Linked DNA regions of Mus musculus: region 1 is linked to region 2. The links are chromatin loops, found by intact Hi-C in ENCODE. Cell type or tissue: heart. All regions are shown on one strand. Links, peaks and the distances in the headings refer to the core of each region. The heading gives the core; the rest is flanking DNA.

What was found. A loop is a pair of places that touch in the nucleus more often than their neighbours do. Peaks named below come from ENCODE experiments on the same cell type or tissue, not always from the same donor. Only the 100,000 strongest peaks of a DNase experiment are listed, where the experiment ranks them.
Region 1: it touches region 2 in a loop (1.8-fold over the local background); 3 of 42 quality-filtered maps call a loop at or near these places.

What each region holds. Positions count from the first base shown.
Region 1 is chr12:80,087,944-80,094,950 of GRCm38, reverse strand. No RefSeq gene overlaps it. Among named protein-coding and RNA genes, the nearest start is that of Gm36660, 5.4 kb to the right of the region's middle. In heart, for the core only: no CTCF peak of the experiment used is centred there; DNase peaks (open chromatin) are centred at 3,620 and 4,240; H3K4me3 peaks cover 338 bases; H3K27ac peaks cover 2,253 bases.
Region 2 is chr12:79,923,632-79,930,638 of GRCm38, reverse strand. All of the region lies in intron 1 of Gm51985 (a long non-coding RNA gene), which reads right to left. All of the region lies in intron 2 of 9430078K24Rik (RIKEN cDNA 9430078K24 gene), which reads left to right. Among named protein-coding and RNA genes, the nearest start is that of 9430078K24Rik, 9.1 kb to the left of the region's middle. RefSeq lists an enhancer at 3,787-6,877. In heart, for the core only: a CTCF peak has its summit at 4,257; DNase peaks (open chromatin) are centred at 4,228 and 4,988; H3K4me3 peaks cover 815 bases; H3K27ac peaks cover 2,230 bases.

The DNA.
Region 1 (7,007 bases), core at 3,003-5,502, 160 kb before region 2:
AAAACACACCAGGTAACACTCAATCTTTGCAGTATTCCCTGCCTTGCAGATGAGGAAAATGACAGAGAGGTTAGCCAACATAACCAAGATCACACAGCTACTTAGGGACCCAGAGAGGGTTTGAATGAAAGCTGGCCAGCCAGATTTCAAATGTCATGCTCATTGTTGTAACCTCTGAGTCTCTAAGATAGACATCTCTGCATATATGTGTGCATTGTATGTGTGTGCTCTATGACTCCACTGGAATATAAGCCACTCGAGAGCCAGGTTCTGGTCCATTTAATCTCTGCCTATGCAGTGTGGTACCCAAAGAAGAGCTTGACCTGTGACTAGCACTCAGGAAATAACTTTGAATGGGTGTGTTGGCTAGAGAAACCTTTAGTTGCTGAACCTGAGCCTCTGAGTAGCTCAGCCTGCTGGGGGCTCAGGGTAGACATTTTGTCATTTGTAAGTAAGATGAAAAGGAGAGGAGTGTCACTTCAGTTTGCTACACATCTTTCTGTCCCAAGCCTAGTCCTTCCTCTTTTCTTTTCTTTTCTTTTCTTTTCTTTTCTTTTCTTTTCTTTTCTTTCCTTTCCTTTCCTTTCCTTTCCTTTCCTTTTCTTTCTTCCTTCCTTTCTTCCTTCCTTCCTTTCTCTCTCTCTCTTTCTCTCTCTCTCTCCTTCTTTTTTGACAGGGTTTCTCTGTGTCACCCTGGCTGTCCTCAGATTCAATATGTAGACCAGGCTGGTCTCAAACACAGATATTTACTCATCTGCCTCTGCCTCCAAAGTGCAGGGATTAAAGATACACGCCACCACTATCCCAGCCCTTTCTCTTTTCTAAGTCACTCCTCCTCCACCCTCTGGAGCTTGAGATGAGACATTTGGTGGGTTGGAAAGTGGAGGGAAGAAAACACTGTTTACAAAGCCATCTGGCCAAGGAAGTCATCCTTTCTATCATGTGATACGCCATGTAGGCTGTTTGTGCCTGGGGCAGTGGCCATGGGTTGGTGGGCAGCGTTTGTTCATTTGATTCCTGAATGGGGCAGAAGTAGTGGAAGGCTGTGGGAGGGGTTCAATGACGCAGTGGCTGTGGGTGAGAGCTTCTTTCTAGGGTCTGCTTGCTTTAGGTGTTTAGAGGAAAAGCTTGAGAAAAGGACTGGGGTTCGAATTTATTTGAGAGTTGATTCCAGGAAGCACCAATAGGTTTGGAGAGGCTGAGTCAGAGGAGAAGGTAACCAATAAAGAACCTCTTATCAAGACAGCCATGGACAGGGTGGCCCTGGGCCTTCGTGATGCTGAGAAGATCTGAAAACTGATGAAGGATGTATGCCTTAGACATAGAGTACATCAGGGGTAAGGTAAGGGAGCTGTGGTATTGATGGCCCATCTCCCTCAGTCATTGGTTGAAGGCTGCCTGGCACTTTTCGGCATCTATGAGGGTGGTGAGAACCCATGGACAGACATAGGGTCTGGCAATTAGAATTGGACAGATGTGGGGTTGGAATGATGGCTTAACATTTAAGAGCACTGGCCTTTCCTTCCAAAGAATCCAGGTTCAAATCCCAGCATCCATATTCCAGTTCACAACTATCTGTAATTTCGGGGGGGGGGTCTGACACATTCACACAGACATACATAGAGGCAGAACACCAATGCAAATAAATTAAAAAAAAAAGAATTGGACAGCTGTACACCAAAATGGTGTGAAGGAAGGGGTTGGGATCTGGGTCTGTGACTGCTTCTGTGCCCACTGTGTCAGCACAGGTTGGCATCGCCATTGGACTCCAGGGCTTTTGTAGAGGAGCTAACCCTGCCCTGAGACAGTTAGCTTTTGCTATATAATAGAATATCTCATCAAATTAGGACCTGAAATAACCATTTATTTAGCTTTCCATTCAGTGGACAACTTGAGCTGGGCTCAGCTGCACTCAGCTGGGCTTAATTGTGTTTCTGTGGTCAGAAGGCCAATGGCTGGGAGCTGTGGAATTTAAGACAGCCTCTGTGGGACAGCTCATCCCTGTTCACATGATCTTGCAGGCTAGCTGGGAATTGTTCTCAGGGTGGCCATGCACTCCAAGAGAGTGAGGGTGGGCAGGCAAGAGGTCTGGATTGCTGGACTTGGAACTGGCACACCACCTCCATCAACCTCTGTTGGCCAAAGTCACAAGGCAAGCCCAGAGTCATGGGGTAAGGAAAGAGTCCCCTTGATAGGAACAACTGCGAAGTCGTGTTCAGGAGGGCAAGTTCAGGAAGAGGAACACACATAGCTATTTTTGCAATAATCTACCATGGTCCATGCCCTTTGGCATCTTATGATCATGGGTAGACAATCAAAACCAGTGTGTGCTCTGCTATTTTAAACACAGGAGTCAGGAGCTCTCTGCCTCAAGGATGGGAAAGTATCTATCCTGTGTTACCTCCTTCCTGGCTACTTTTAGATCTCATCTCCTTGGGCTGCTTTAAGAGTGCAGTCATTTTTGATGGGTCGCATGCAATGTGTGTTTCCTGCAGCAGTGGCCTTGTGGACAGAGAGCAGAAAAGAGCTGAGTTATCTGAAGCTAGGTCAAGGATGGGCAATTTGTGTTTTGGCAACTTAATTTGTCGTCATTGCTTTTGACTGGATGTAGACCCTTCTGCATGCTAGGCACTCCACTATGGAAATCCAGCCTCCTTATCTTCAATGTTAAAGAAAGTCCCTCCCTTCCAAGACAGGAGGGATTTTTGGATTATCTCTACCTGGGAAGTCAAGTGTAAATTAAGCAGGTGGAGTGCAAATGTTTAGGGGTCAAAGGTGGTCTGCCTGAAGAGTTCTTACCTGTGGTGTTGTGATTTGCCTTGGAACCCAAAGGGACCTTCTTCATGGTCTAGGTACCACTTTCTGGATATCTTGAAATTGCCCTTTATAGCCATTGTGAGCCAGGAGAATTGCCCAGAGTGATGGAGGCACTAGGGCTGTAAACCCAACACTCTTACTTACCATCAGACCTCATTGTTAGTTTTCTATGTGCCCAAGCAGTGCATTGAGAGGAAATAATTTTGAGGATCAACAGTTGCCATCCCTCAATGTCATACACCTTCCAGCCATACTTAGCAAGGAGTCAGCCTCAATCTCCCTTCCTTATCCCCTCATCCTGTGAAACCTTCCCACCCCTCCAGCCTACCCTGACCAGCGTAGGAGCCTCTCCTCTTCCACAGCACAAACACTGCAGGAAGTTTGGGCAGCCACAGGGTTGATAGGGCCATCGCCACCTGTTGTCCATCTCCAGGAAAGAATCAGAGCAGGGAGAATGGCAACTTGCATCTGTCTGCTGGGTAGCAGAAAGCACACTGCAGGAGCTATGCCTTTCTGTTTACCTTTCAAATTCGTGCAGAGAACTCATTTATAGCAGCTGCTTCCAGACACAGTCCAGATCATCCAGAGATGGGTCAGTCCCCTCGGGCAGGTAGTGGGGCTGTTCGATGAAATTTAACTCTCATTATCTGAAAGGCTCACTGGGTATCTCCCATATGCCCCCACAACAACGGGCTTTGCTGTTGCTTCGCTCACAGAACTCTTAGGTAATTTTTCTCTCGCTTGCCTCGGCTAGATTACCCTCTTCTGGAAGCGCCTGGAGGAATATCAGCAACCACCTGCTGGGCGACAGGAGTGGGGCTCAGATGAGGTGGAGGCAAGGGAAATGCTTTGCATACCAGCTTTGTACAGGCTGGGAGGGGCTGCCCAGGACAGTGCCTGTACCTTTGTGAGCACTATTGTCACCAGGTCTCACTGTGGTTCTTCATATGCACACTCACTTATGATTCGGGCAACAGCCTCGTTTTAGAGATGGCCAAGACCTGAAGCACAGAGTGGTTAGGAAATTTGCCCAATATGGCTCAGCTGGTTCCAGCACCCGGCTAGAGGACATGGGCATTATCCCATTAGTTTTACAACAGCCTTAAGAAGTAATTGGTTCTTTATTGTATTGGCTCATGAGAGCAGATTGCTAAATGTCCAGGTATTTTGTGAGTCAACCATTATTAAGTGTGAACTCACACAAATGTGAACTCATACAATTAATCAGATCAATTATACTAAAAGCAAATGTAATAACTCCCCCAAGCTCATCCATTCCTGACTCTTTCTCACTGTCCGAGTGCAAAGCAAAGTAGTTGCTACTTTGGATTAAAAAAAAAATCCTTTTTTTTTTCTGTTGGGTGGGAAGAGACTGCCTCAGCCGGAAGCCACTTCTTCCGGCCATTCTCCAGGGCAGATCACGGTAGGAAACAGCCACCCAGGCCTCCAGGAAGAAAAACACCCGCTTCCCATGCTCCCAGAACAGCAATAGAAAGTTCTGTGCTTGGGCTTTGAGACCCCTATCTGGGTCCCAGAAGAACTGGGCTTCTCTGGTGGAATGGTGGGTAGGAAAAGTGTGTGTGTGTGTGTGTGTGTGTGTGTGTGTGTGTGTGTGTAAGAGAGAGAGAGAGAGAGAGAGAGAGAGAGAGAGAGAGAGAGAAAATGGTCTTTGTAGCCCCGGACCCAGAGGGTTTCCCGTGTTACTTGTACTCTGAGATTTTGGAGGCAGCTGATCTAGAAGAATTCATGGTTTTGGGTACCAGATAGACCTGAGTTAATCTCGTGGCCCTCTCTGCCTTCTGTAAAATAGGTGACCTTGGTCAAGGCATCTCACTTCTCTGAGCCTTAAATTTTTCATCTGTAGAATTGGAGACCTTCTGAAGGGAGCTGTGGCATAAAAACCAGCCAAGCAGAAAGCATGCAAAACATCAAGCCGAACTAGTAAAGACCAACAGCAATTGTGTCTGAGTGGCTGTGCTAGGCTAGGAGGATTCTTCTATGGATGGACAATAGTCCAATATCCAGGTACCAATGCAGAGGGGCACTGACTATGGATGTGCTGTGCTGAGATAGCTGTAGATGGACAGCCTAGACATACAGGAGATGATCCTAACTTGTCTTGTTCAGGAATTGAATGAATAAATGTCTCCCAAAACCTACTTGCACCTATGGGATACAGAAGAAACAGAGGAAACCTTGATTAGTGGAAGGAGTGAGGCCCCAGGAGGAGCCCTTTTGGGAGGTTGGTTGGAGACCTTCTCAAGGGAGAGCTCCCTGGGGGATCCCAGTTCTTCACTTTGTTTCAGTAAAGTGGAGAAAGAAGTAGCTGCATGCAGTTGGCCTCAGGCACCACAAAGGTGCTCTGTGTTCCCTCATCTTTGCTGCAGAGGACTGACTGTATTTATCTGCCATTGCTCAGACCTAGGTAGAGTTAAAATCTTCTTAGGTGAGTATCGTTGACTTTCCTGGTTGAAGGGACAATTCCACGAAGGGTCTGAAGCTAGTGTAAGACCAACAAGCCAGAGAACAAGGCTCTCCTCAAACCACTGCCCTTGGAGGCTGGGATCCAGTAGGCAATCAGGCCCTTCTGGCCCTCCTGGTAGCAGGCTTCTCTCCAGTGGTCCTGGAGTCAGGAGCCTCTCTGGCAGACATGTCTACTATGTGAATTGAAGAAGTCTAAGGTTGTGTCAGGAATGGTATTGTACTGGTGTTTAGGGGACCAGGGCTCTTGGCAGATTGTCATTGCACTTTACCAAAAGTCACCTTGTCTCCCAATCCATCAGTCAATCAACGACATATGTACAATGATAATGTTACTCAGCTGTGTTCAATAGTATCGAAAGGGGTCCTGATTTTTAAAAAAAAAAAATTTAAAAATTTTTCCCATATTTTTTTCTATTAGATATTTTCTTCATTTACATTTCAAATGCTATCCTAAAAGTCCCCTATGCCCTCCCCCCACCCTGCTCCCCTACCCACTCACTCCTATTTCTTGGCCCTGGGGTTCCCCTATACTGGGGCATATAAAGTTTGCTAGACCAAGGGGCCTCTCTTCCAAATGATGGCTGACTAGGCCATCTTTTGCTACATATGCAGCTAAAGACATGAGCTCTGGGGGTACTGATTAGTTCATATTGTTGTTCCACCTACAGGGTTGCAGACCCCTTCAGCTCTTGGGTACTTTCTCTAGCTCCTATATTGGGAGCCCTGTGTTCCATTCTATGGGGTCCTGATTTTAATCTTAGCAGAGGTAAAACGAGCGGATAAAATGCCAGGTTCCTGTCACAGGGTGAAGTCATTCACAGAATGACTTCCCTTCTCTGCACTTCTCCCACTGTTGTCTCCATGGCCCAATCATTCCTCAGTAGAAGCCAAAGAGAAATAAACAGAAAGAAGATCAATTTTCCTGGGCCACATCTAGCCAACAAACATGAACTCAAGATGTGCTCTGGTGACAAAAAGGTTATTTTCCAACAATATTTTAAGTCGTTATGAGCTGGCAACAGTTCAAAGGTTTTTCTTATGGTTATAACTTGTTTGTTTTATGTGTTGAGGGGTGTTGCCAGCAGGCTTGTTTGTGTATAGCTTGTGAATTTAGTGCTTGTGGAGGACAGAAGAGGGTGTTGGATCCCCTAGAACTGTAGTCACTGGTGGTTGTGAGCCACCATGTGGGTACTGGGAATTGATCTGGTAGAACAGCCATGATCTTTACTGTAGCGTCGCCTCTGCAGTCCAACTTATCATTTTTCATTTAGTGGAGTGACTGTGGTACATATCAGTTTGGAACACAGTTTCATAAACAGTAGGGCAAAGAGCATGATAAGACGAACTACCCAGTCACCATACAATGTCACCATAGGTAAGCAGCTGTCACTTCTACACATGCCTCATTGGTCAAAGCATACCACATGGGCAAATTTATTCTGTCTAGGACAAAGAGTCCAATACTCTCCCAATGAACAGTAACAAAGCCAGCGACATGGAAAGCTTTTCTTTGTTGTTTGACTCAGGCCTAGCCCACTATGTATTTGTTATGTAGGTAAGGATGACCTTGGACTCCTGATCTTCTCTCAAGTGCTGGGACTACAGATGAGTTTGAGGTGTTTGGGATCCAATCCAGGGCCTTGTGTATGCTAGACACATCCTACCGACTGAGCTACATCCCTAGCCCAAACCATGGGAAAGGTCTT
Region 2 (7,007 bases), core at 3,038-5,537:
GACATCATGCTATTGGGAATCTGACCCATTTTGCAGTGTCTGCCTTCACCAAACAGACTCAAAAGGAGAAGATGATACAGTTCTGTCTCCAAAGCCTGGGCAAGCGAGAATCAGAGTTGTGCTGTGTTTAAATAGGAAGGGGAGGGGGGAGAAGGCCACGAGAAAAATGAGTGTGGTGGTATCATGGGAAAGAGCGAGACAGGAGGGTAGCCTCTTCGGGTGGGGGTTGTCACCTAATGAACACTTCACAGGGCTTGGCCTAGCCATCAGGGAAGGCTCTCTGTGGAAAAGGCATTGAAGATGGATATCCAAAAGATTTTTGTCCCACTTCTGCCCTCATAGTCAGCTTCAAGGTGGAGTGGACAGCCTGGGGCAGCTAGCTCCACACTATAGTATTCTAGAATGTGAGTCTTAAACAAAGGATACAGTAAAACACAGGTCTAACCCCAGCTAAGTACCCAGGTGAGTCAACATTTAGGACTCCAGGAAGAACTGCTTAGACTCTTGTGGGAGCCCAGACGAGAAATTCTGGTCTGCTTGTCAGTCTCGGCAGGTAATGAACAGCTCTCAGCCCGGGGCGTACACAAATCATGAGCCGAGGTCCTGGGATAGGTCACTCTAAGCCCTGCAGGGGAAGTGACTGGGAACATCCAGTCATGCCAGCAGGTGAGAGGGAATTACAGGTGTGATCTGAAGAGTGGTTGGGCTGGTTGCAAGCCTGCAACCTGCCCATGGAAAACTGGTTCCATTTGTAACAACTGTCAACTCCGCCCCCCACCCCCACCCCCCTTGAGCCCAGAGAGGTAGGCTAGCTAGACAGAGTTTGGGGGGAACTGTCAGTCTTGTTGACCTGCAGAAGCCTCCCCAGACTCTGATAGACAGTAGCGAGGCTCCTTATGCTTTATTGGAAGACAGGCATTAGGCCGGGATGGTTACAAACCTTCAGAACCAACATCAGAGTGGACACTCCAATCAGTCCTGCGGTAATCTAGGTGGGATGGACAGCAAAGAATACGAGGCATGGGTAGATGGGAAAGGAGACTTTGAAACACAATGTAACAATGTTGCTTCGATAGTAACATACACTGGGAACATAGACCTATGGAAGTCTCTCTCTCTCTGTGTGTGTGTCTGTCTGTGTGTGTGTGTGTGTGTGTGTGTGTGTAGAAGAGCTAAGAAAAAAAAGTTAAGAAAAAGAAGAAGAAACAACAACAACAGCAGCAAAAAACCTAAACCCAAACCTAGCCTTTTCTATCCCTGTAACCATTAGAAAGAAAATGAAGTCTAAATTGTGTTCAGAGCCGCTGGGACAGAGGAAGAGAGGCAAGAATGGAAAAAACAGGCCGTAAAGATGCCAGGACTCCTTAAGCAGAAACATCTGTTGAAGTCATAAGACTCAGGGCCGGTCAGGCTCCTAACAAACCCAGGAAGAGGAGAGTCTGCACTGGATCAGGATGCCCCTTGTGTCCTGCGCAGGCCCCTGGGACAGCATACGTGCAAGCAGAAGGGATACCTTCTCCAGAGCTCCACCTGGCCTGGCTCCTGGCAAGAGAGGAAAGAAGAGGGAGGAGCCTGGGGCAGCCAGGGGGCAGAGATGGCACGGCAGTTTGGAGTGTGTATTTATTTAAAGCTTTAGCTTACTGGGGCAGCCTGGGGAACCACATGTCTAAACTTCTGCAGCTGAAGGAGGGGGAAGGGAGGAGCTGCTGATCTCAGGAGCTGGGGGCTCTGTTTAATTTTTGCAAATTGTAGCACCTTCTCTTATTTGTGCCTTCAGCTTGAGCCAACTATCTCAGGCTTGCCCATTTTGACAGTTACCAAAATGGCAGGTCCCATCTCTCAACCAGATAATACTCTCTGTGCCACATTCCTGCTAAGTAGCACCTCATTTAACCCTCTGGCAAATGTGCCATTGCTGTTGGGGGGAAATTATATATATATATATGTATCGGTCTTCAGGAAGGTTCTTGTATGAATACTACATTCCAGAAGAAAACTGAGGCCAGACACTGTTAAGGGACTCCCAGGTCTCCCAGTCATACACTCCAAGAACCATCCAAGGAGCTGCCTCTCTGTCCTCCCATGAAATGAATGTGAAAAGCAGCAGCAGCCAAGCACTGCCGAGGGAACAGCTGTGCTCAATCAGCCCAGCATTCATGCAAACCTCGAGAGTCCGTCCCCCCCACCTCCCATCCCCTGTGGCTCATTCATCTATCTCTATGCTCCATATCATCTGCCTAGGTGTACAGATGGAACCACAGCCACAGAGCATGCCACCTCCTCAGGGAAACTACCAAGCCCCCCCACCCTCCCCCCAGCTCCACATACACACCACTGTCATGGCAACAACATCCTGCTGTCTCTCAAGGAAACACAGGTAGTGAACGAGATGAAAACCAGACCCCACTTTACTTGCTTGTGGGAAGTGGGGAAGGTTCTGGAAGACTCCATTGGGAAGGCTAGATTTGATTTCTCTTCTAGGAGCTTCCCCTTCAGGCTGGCCAGGCCTGGAACTTTCATCGACATAGCTATGTTGTCTACATTAGACAGCTCCCTGGGACCCATATTTCACATTGAGATGAAAGTATACATGGGTACAGTTGGAAACAGGGTTCATGACTAGGGGGCTAATAATACTCACAGACAGCACACAAATGTGACAGCTAGAGGAAAAGCTGAAACCCCAACATCAGGGTAGGAAAGGCTACTACTATTAATGGTCCTTGAACAATTCTGGGATGCTATCATTCATGAGGTTGGGGCCTGCCGGTGTGGGTCCCCTGCCTCCATCAACCCCACGGGGTAGGTAGTATCACACCTACCCTAAAGAGAGGGAGCTGCAGGCAGAGGGCTCACTTCTCCTTCTGCCACATATTGCCAAGTGCAAAACTGGAACCAAAATCTGTAAGGCTCTTTTCTGAGTACCACTGTATCACAGACTGTGATGTGTGTTATGGTACCTAGTGGGCCCCTGCAAGCTCACTCCCTGATCCAGTGGGGTCTGTGGTTCTTCATGGAACAAGCAGGAGGCAGACTCCAGGACCCTACCATCTTCTTTAACACTCCACTCTGACAGCCATTTGGGTTGGTGTCACTCTTTCTCTGGAGTAAAGCTTTCCCACCAGGATCTAGGATGGACCAAGGAGCCCACAGCATGCAGTTGGTCCCACATGGTCTCACTTGGCTGCCTGTTAAACCCCAACACTGGGACTGAGTCACAGATGCCAGCAGGGACCTCTTCAGTGAGGATCAGAAGGCCATGACAGGAGACAGCTGCACCCTGGGGGCTCGGATAAGACTTTGATATGATTTTGTTATCTCAGGAGATGGATGTGATGAAATCTCTTTCAGATGGTCTCTCTCACAAGATGGAGAGAATCGCCCCACCCCTGACCAGCAAACAAATTAAGAGTCTGCTGCTTCAATCTCAGTGGAAGCAAGAAACAAGGCAGTGTGAGGCCTGTCTGCATAGGTATGAGTGCTCAAACCTATGAGCTCAGCATTTGGAAAGCTAAAGCAGGAGCCTTTCTGAGAGTTTGAGGTGCCCTGGACTATAAGATCCTGTTTTATATACGTGTGTGTGTGTGTGTGTGTGTGTGTGTCTGTCTGTCTGTCTGTCTGTCTGTGTCTGTCTATGTGCTCGAGCACACACACACACACACACACACACACACACACACACACACACACACGCGTGCGCGCTCAGAATCATATATGTGTGTGTTTAAAATCAATTATATATTAAAATATATGAAATATTTATTTATTTATTTTAAGGCAAGGAGATGCTTTGTGTGAGCCCTGATAACTAGAGTGGCTAGAGTTCCTGGTTCTACTCCATTTAAGAGAACTGGAGAGAGAGAGAGAGAGAGAGAGAGAGAGAGAGAGAGAGAGAATATGAATCTTCTGGCCTTTTAGTTCTAGTCCAGAGTCTTCATTTCATCAGGGCTAGCTCTGGATTTCAGAGTCCAATTCTTTCAAGAGGGCTGGAGTGAGCTGCATTCCACAATAAGGAGGGTCTAGGAGAGGCCTGGGGTCCGGATTTTCTTCAAAGCATAAAACTAGGCTAGGAAGATGACCCCCCTCCTCCAAATGCCCCAGTCCCAGAAGGATCTTTATGGCTCTCTTGTCCTCTTTTGCTTCTACAGAAGGGTTTCTCTGACAACCCATGTTAAGAGGCCATCCGGGTATAGGCATCCTGCTGGATACTGGCATGCAGCCCAAGAGTGGGACTCCCTGGCTGCTGGCTCTGTGGAGCTCACAGCTAGAGGGAGCTGACTTTTTATCCAGTAACTAGCAGTCTGCAGGGATTGTAGTGATGGGTATCCATTCCCTGCCTGACCTCGGGTCTCTTGGAGTTGGCTTGCTTATTAAAATACTGCTTTGCCCACACGAGTCCCTTCCCACCCAGTGTCCTTCCTCCCTTTCCTCTGACAGTCCTTCTGCAACCCACTGGACATCTAGGTTCAATCCATGTGTATTCACACTTGCATGAGCGTCTGGGACTTACCCATACAATGACCAGGAAGGCTTGGGAACATTGTATGTGTTTGCTTAGCAAGAAAATCAAATCAAAGTGTGTATGGAGGGGAAAGGTGGCTGTATGGGGGGGAGGGGCACAAAGATTGAGATGCACAGAAAAAGACACTGGACCCAGGATCTTGCCCTAGAGTTTTGTTACCTACTCAAGGATCCTGACTCTAGTTTAGAACAATGCTCAGCAAATTACCGTCCTGGTAACAGGACCATCACAGCTCTGCCTGTCCATTCGAGCCTTAGAAAGTCACCATAGCACTTTCCTGTCCCTTTTTAGTGATCTTTTCTTTCCCAGGCTGGAGGACCATGGGGTGAAGGGCAGTGTCCTGGAAGAAGGTGGATTTGCTATGGAGCTTCACTAGCAAAGCAGGAAGCAGACCATGCTGAGGGTGCTTTGCAGGCTGTGATGAGCTCTGCAGCAGATGAGCGGTTGTCTTGGTAACACTAATGAAAAGCAGGCCTCAGAGAGGGCCAAGAACCCCCAGGGACTGAGTTATCTCCCCCTCCCGCAGGCAGCTCTTCTCGCCTCCCCACCAACAACCTCAGATCAAACTCCCCGAATATTTATAAAATCTCTACCAGAAACAGAGAAAGTCTGGCCTGACCAGGCGTCTGCCCACGTCTTCCTGGCTGCTTGGGTGACACCGCCCAAACGCGGCTCATTATTCTGTTTTTCTTCCTTGCCTGAGCAAGACAATGGTGGTGGTGGTGGTGAGGAATGTTTGCTCTGCCCTGTTAGACTGACATTGAATCAGAGCATTTGCTTCAAGTAGGGGAGGGAGAAGCGCGCGAGGGGTAGGGGGGTGGGGGTGTCTCACTGCTCTGCTCCTCCCTGCTTTTCAACTCCCAGGTTGTCTTGTTTAGTCCCATGGATTCCCAAAGTGCCTTGGTTGCTTGCTTCCTCTGTCCCTACCAGCTTCTGCCTGGGGCTTTGCGGCAGCTTCTGAGGGAGAGTAACGTCGCAGGGCATCTCTGAAAATGGAAAGGGCTGCCTGCAGAAGGAGCTGGCCTCCCTGCCATGGGGAGCGGGCATGGGGCTTATTCACTTTGAAGAAAAGGGAGGTACTCACATGCAGCCAGCAGGGAACTAAAGCTGGTCTGAGAAAATTCAAGTGCCCCCCCTCCCCCCTACCCCTGTTCATTACTTGTTTTGCCTGGTGGATATTAAAATGCAAAGAAGTTGAGAAACATACAGCGCTCTGAGGGTCAGAGGCGGGGTGCTGCAGCAGGCTTTGTCCTGCTGGTAAATGGAAAAGCACCATTTGCCCAGTTGATGAGAATGTCCTGTGCTTGCCCTTTGTGACAGCCGAGAACCCCAGGGATGGTATAGCTCTATGTAGAGAGGCAGCAGGGGGTCGTGGGTAGGTCCTAGATTGGGTGGAGAAGTTGAGTATGATTTGAGTGTCATACTCAGCTCTGCCAAATTCAAACCTCTAGCCTGGGTAAGTTATGACTCTTCACCTCTCCATCTTTGGAAAGTGTGGACTATGGCAGGCTTAAGGTCCCTTCTGTAAATTTTATTCAGGAAGGAGAGATTACAAATGCTATACCAAAAGTACATGTACGTCATCCTTTGGGTCAAATGGAAGGCACGAGACGTTAACCTACAGTGTGAGACATGAAGTGTGGGAAGGGACTCACAGATGTGCTGGGCAGGATAGGGATGTGTCTCGTTGCAGGGAGGCTTCAAACACAACTTCAAAAATTTTTCATTTTTGAAGGATTTAGATAGAAATAAGAACAGCCTCTTGAGTGGGGACTATGACCCAAGTACTGGGGGAGAGGAGAACCTATGAAGAAGGCCAGCTTGTGAGGGGCAGGGAGGACTCTGGGAACTATAGTGAAGCCTGTCTTGTGCCACAAGGAGCAGGAGAGGAGAGACCTGTTCCCAGCGGTGATTTCAATGAGTGACCCTGCTTGGAGTGACATTCACCAACAGCCCAGCCAGAAGAGGTGAAAGGAAACCAGGTCAGTGATCAGCGAGAGCAGGACTGTTGGCCTTTTGCTCATGTGGCCTCAGGGAGACTTGAGTTTCGGTGGTGGTGGTGGTGGGGGGGGGGGGACACGGGACCTGAACCTCCAGAGACTTGTCCTTTCCTTACCTCTCTGCCAAGGAGGTCAGCCAAGTGGCACAGGAGGGTGGAAATTAGAGTTAAGGAGTGAGAGAGAAAGGAAACATCCGCTGTGTTGGGAGCCTAGGATGGTGACACTTACAGGACACATTAGGGACCTGTGTGGAAGCACGAGGTGGTAGGCTGACACCCAGTCCTGGCAGCAAGAGGCATAGAGCACCAGGAAGACCCATTCTTGAGCTCATCTCCTGAATTCCCACTGGCTGACCTCATGCCTACCAGGCTTTGGCTTTGGTCTGCTTATAAGATTGGCCCACGCTGTGGTCCGTATGTTCCAGTCACAGCCAGAGTACTCTTGGGATGAAGGAACAGATTCACCAAGAGCACACTGTCGGACCT